2 separate regions of the Homo sapiens genome follow, and region 1 is linked to region 2. Evidence: chromatin loops called from intact Hi-C (ENCODE). Cell type or tissue: OCI-LY7. All regions are shown on one strand. Each heading gives the region's core, and the rest is flanking DNA. Links, peaks and the distances in the headings are about the cores only. Region 1 has its middle 130 kb from the start of LINC02309. Region 2 has its middle 260 kb from the start of LINC01148.

What was found. Hi-C counts contacts between places; a loop is a spot of excess contacts. Peaks named below come from ENCODE experiments on the same cell type or tissue, not always from the same donor. Only the 100,000 strongest peaks of a DNase experiment are listed, where the experiment ranks them.
Region 1: it touches region 2 in a loop (3-fold over the local background); 11 of 110 quality-filtered maps call a loop at or near these places.

What each region holds. Positions count from the first base shown.
Region 1 is chr14:86,460,575-86,463,374 of GRCh38, forward strand. No RefSeq gene overlaps it. Among named protein-coding and RNA genes, the nearest start is that of LINC02309, 130 kb to the left of the region's middle. In OCI-LY7, for the core only: CTCF peaks have their summits at 1,810 (motif pointing right) and 2,014; no DNase peak of the experiment used is centred there.
Region 2 is chr14:86,640,956-86,643,755 of GRCh38, forward strand. No RefSeq gene overlaps it. Among named protein-coding and RNA genes, the nearest start is that of LINC01148, 260 kb to the right of the region's middle. In OCI-LY7, for the core only: no CTCF peak of the experiment used is centred there; no DNase peak of the experiment used is centred there.

The sequences.
Region 1 (2,800 bases), core at 279-2,778, 180 kb before region 2:
AAAACAAAACAAAACAAAAAACAAAAAGGCAACATACATATACAAATACACCAATTATGTTAATGTACAATATATGTACAATTGCTCTTAACAAATCCTAGTCCATATAGATATGAAGCCACATATGTCAACCTAGAGATTACAAATATTAAAGGATAAAAGGAGAGCAAGTTGGGAGTTCACCATGCCTTGGGCTGTGATGCAATACTTCTCAAACTTTAGAGTATGTGTCTGAATCACCTGGAAAGCTCCTTAAAACCCAAATCACTGGACTCTACCCCCCCAAGTTCTGACTCATTTGGCCTGAGTGAAGGCCTAGAAATTACAACTCTAACAAGTTCTCAGGTGAAATTGATGCTGTGCATCCCAGACACATTATGAGAACCACTGAGTTAAGAAATCAATAAGTTAAAAGGATAGCTTAAATGAAAAAAACTTATGCTTCAACACTTGTATAAAATTAGCCCTGAAATGGAAGAAATGAGGGCTTTAATCAGTGTATTAGTTCATTTTCAATCTACTGATAAAGACATACCCAAGACTGGGAAATTTACAAAGAAAAGAGGTTTAATGAACTTACTGTTCCACATGGCCAAGGAGGCCTCACAATCATGGTTGTAAACAAGGAGGAGAAAGTCATATCTTGGATGGTGGCAAGCAAAGAGAGAGAACTTGTGCAGGGAAACTCCCATTTTTAAAAGCATCAGATCTCGTGAGACTTATTCACTATCTGAGAACAGCATGGGGAAGACCCGCCCCCATAATTCAATTATCTCCCACCAGTTCCCTCCCACAACACGTGGGAATTATGAGAGCTACAAGACAAGATTTGGATGGGGACACAGAGCCAAACCATATCAATCAGTAAATATATGAATATATTATTCACAATGTTTACAACTGTATGCTCCAGGTACATAATGCAACTTTATCTCTGAAAATATTATTAACGTAAACACTGTATACATGTTATATCCAACTCAGGTTCTGAGAAAACTGGAAAGAACCCAGCGCATTATAGGAATTCAATAAAGGTTGACTCATAAAATTAATTGCCTAAAGTTTCAAAGGCATGTTCTTTCTGCTGTGATTTAAAGCATAGTTTGCTTTCTACATTGCTATTGTGGGAATATTTTCATTCACTACACCCTTGAATTATTTGTGTTCATTTTATAGGGTAGGTAGGAGCATACCTATTTTTGTCTTAAACTCAGTCTAACTCTTCTAACAGGAAAGAAGCCACAAACATCATTCTCCTCAGAGCTGGCCATTGCTGGGCAATGGATGAAATCCTGTGTACAATTTGCTAGTCTCTTTAGTAAGTCGTGTTTTTGTCTTCTTGGAATCCTCCCTTCCTTGGTAGTTATAGTTATTTTGTGGACTCTACATGCCTGCCTCCTCACCCAAAATCTTCTAGGAAACAATGAAAATAATTTGCCCAGTGTTGGTTAGATGTTTAATAACTGACTAAAATTACCAAGCTTATTTGACATGAAGTATTGACAAAAGATGTCTCTCATTTAGGGGATATTTTCAACTTAAGACTGTTGGCAGTTTTCTGCACAGGTCTCTCTGTTCTGCTTGGTGTTTCACTTCTTATAATATCATCTGCCTCTCCATTCATTTCATCAACATGTCTGTCATCAAATGATCCCTGTATTAGTACATTCTCACACTGCTATAAAGATACTACCTGAGACTGGGTAATTCACAAAGGAAAGAGGTTTAATTGACTCACACTTCGGCATGGCTGGGGAGCCCTCAGCATACTTGCAATTTTGGCAGAAAGTTTAGGAGAAGCAAACACCTTCTCCACAAGGTGGCAGGAGAGAGAGAGAGTGAAGGGGAAATATGATCCAATCACCTCCCACCAGGTCTCTCCCTGGACACATGGGGATTACAATTCAAGATGAGATTTGGGTGGGGACACAAAGCCAAACCATATTAATCCCCCTCCTTTATGGACTACACCCTTATTTCTTAAAACTCCTATGCTAGCCATGCTCAGCAAAATGACTCATGGCTCTCCTCATTAACCAGAAACCCCAGACACAATTCTATTAAAGCTATGTTCTTACCTCTTAATCAAATTTAAACCATTTCTCAGGCTCTTTCCTAGACTTTTCTTTTACATAAATTCAGTGGCCATAGGCCCTGGATTATTTTGGAATCACTTGGTTTTTCCAATCTGTTGCCTTCATGATAATCTTTCAACCATTATTTCCAAAGTAGATTCCACGAGACTTTTCTTAAAAGATACACATTGTATCTTTTTATATAGGATTTATAAAGGAATCAGTTTTAATCCTTGGTCACACTCTGCTTTGCATTATTTACTGTGTGTGAGCCTTCTCTTTGCAAAAGGATTGTGGACTAGCTCTGATCAAGGCCTATATTTTACACACAGTTTTTATAGCATCTTGCTCATTGCACAGTTAAGAGTTTAGTAAACATTTGCCAATTCAGTAAGTGCAACTCTCAACTATATTTGCATTAAATTTTAGTTCTTCTTCATTTAAATAAATGAGGTACCAATAATAATCAAATGAGGGAAGATTTTTTGGATCAGAACTAATTCCAGATCACCATTATATTACTTCATTAAATCTGTCTACATGTATACTTAGTCCTGGGTGCTTACATATTATTTAATTAGTGCTTCTATGTTTCATATAGGATAGAGCTTTTCATTATTTTAATTTCTTAGTAGTTAACTTTGCAGTCTAGATTGAGCCCTTCCCTATGCTTGAATATCAGTTGTTTGCATGTGTGTGTGCATGGGTATGCACATTACCGATAG
Region 2 (2,800 bases), core at 97-2,596:
GGGCGTGGTGGCTCACACCTGTATTCCAAGCACTTTGGGAGGCCAAGTGAGGGGATCACCTGAAGTCCTGAGTTCGAGACCAGCCTGGCCAACATGGTGAAACTCTGTCTCTACTAAAAATACAAAAATTAGCTGGGCATGGTGGCATCTGCCTGTAATCCCAGCTACTCAGGAGGCTAAGGCACAAGAATCTCTTGAATCTGGGAGGCAGAGGTTACGGTGAGCCGAGATCGCGCCACTGCACTCCAGCCTGGGAGACAACATGAGACTCTTTCTCAAAAAAAAAAAAAAAAAAAAGCAAAATAACGTTAGAATGAATTCTATTTAGTTACAATATATAAAATTTGCTCAGAGGCTCTTTGGTAGCTGTAAAGAGATAGAAAGAGTAGGGAATTTGCAAAAGCAAAATTTAACTGTACTTTTTTTTCTTTTTGAGACAGAGTAGTGTGCATTCTGCATACCTTTTTTAAAAACTATGAACATTTGACTCTTTAGTCTCACCTTGTAAGAAAAGCATACACTGATTTTGCCACATGAGCATTTTAGAACTGGTTCCAGTAATCTATGGTCAGCACTTTTATTAACCTCTTTTTTGGTGTATTATATGTTCTCATTTATGTGTGATGTGTTTTTAATCTTTCTCCCCATTATTTATAATCCCATCCTATTGAGTTTTCTCCTCCACTTACATATGGTGGGCTAACTCTTAATACAAGGGGAAAACAGTATGGGGAATGCTAAATAAAAATATAGAACTATCATAAAATCCAGCAATTTCACTTCTGAGTATATACCCACAAGAATAAAAGCAGTATCTTGAAAAGATATCTGCACTCCCATGGTCATTGTAACATTATTCACAATAGTCAAGATATGAAAATAACCTGTGTCCCTCAATGGATAAATGAATAAGGAAGATTTAATACACACACACACACACACACACACACACACACACGAATACTATTCAGCCTTATAAAAGGAGAAAATTCTTCCATTTGTTGAAAACATGGATGAACCTGAATGACATTATGTTAAATAAAGTAAGCCAAGCACAGAAAGACAAAAATCACATGATCTCACTTATATGTGGAGACCAAAAAAGTTGAGCTCATAAAAGCGGAGAGTAGAATGGTGGTTGCCAGCAGTTGACACACAGGGGTGGGGATGGAAAGATGTTCTTCAAATGGTACAAACTTTCATCTGGACAGAATGAATAAATTCTAGAAATCTACTGTACAGTATGGTGACTACAGTTAATCAAAAAAGATACTTGAAAATTGCTGAGTAAATTTTACATGTTTTTACCACACACCCAGTAAGTAGACGAGGTGATGAATATTTTAACTAGCTTGGTTTAATCATTCCACAATGTAGACATATATATATCAAAACATCAAGTGTATACCATAAATATATATACTTTCTATTTTTCAATTATACCTTAATAAAGCTCAAAAAATTTGCTCACAATTGCCTTCTGTGTTGTTCTCCAGATGTGAAACAACCATAACTAGTCCAGCTGGGTCAAAGATAAGCTACTTTTTTTATGTGTTCATGTGCAACTCTTCACAAGCTCTTTCTACCCTTGTGCGCTTTTCTGTATGTCACATTCCTTAAGGTGTCAATCTCATCCTGCCCATCCTTAAAACACCTGATAAAAATAAAAGTTGTTCTTTAAAAGCAACCATTAAAAATGTACCAGTTTTATTCTCCTGGCAGTTATAAACTTTTGTCTGGTCTTAACAGAAACTGAAGTACACATTTTCCCTATTGGATAGCCAGAGCTGGTGTTTTATTAAGAGAGTAACCCCTTCCATCCAGTATGCCCTGGGGATTATAGTAGGAACTCAAAATTGTTAAGCAAAAGACTGAATTTTGATTGCTTTTCTTTTATCACTACAACATAATTTAGAAGGAAATACAGATAAAATAAAATAATGCTGTTTGAAAACTGCAACTATCATATATATGTGTATATATATAAACACACACACACACATACGCATTTACTCCTGTTTCAAACAACTGCAAACTACCTAACAATGTCTTCTATATCCAAACTTTTTTAGCCTTATAACCATGCAGAGTGGTGGAACCTGGGTTTATGGTTGGGGAGATGCATTTTATTCCAGCTCTTCCATTAATCAATTAAACAACTTAGGTGTCTACCATAATAATGTTATGCCTTGGTTTTTGTGTTTTCAAATGGGCATAGTACTAATAACCGTTGACAATATTGAAAGATTATGGGGCTTCAATGTGATATCTGGCCCAGGTGTACATGTTCTAGATAGCCCAGAATATAAAATTACTGCAGTTTTTACAATGGTATTCCCTACCAAACTTCTGGGTCTTCTTTGCTTGAAAAAATTGCCGAGACTTTAAAGGTCAAATCTCTTCAAGTTTACATCAGGTGGAACTTTTCCGTATATTTAATATATTAATTTGAAATTTGTCATATGTAGGAAAGAATATATTAATCATATGTATATATTTTAGAGAATAATAAAATGCATAAACCTATCTGCCCACCACTCACCTTAAGAAAAAGATTAATTACCAGGAACTAAGAAGCACTCTGGGTGAGCTTCCTAATTGTTTCATTACTTTATGCTCCTGGACACTGTACTAACAATTTTCATGTTTTTATAGTGCTACAATCCATGTATGTATCATTTAACTTTAATGATTTGTTGTATTTTATAAATTACTCTGTGTGTATTCTTCTGTGACTTTTGAACAATAGATATTTCAGATGCATCTATGCTGGTATGTGTAACTAGAGTATATTCATTCA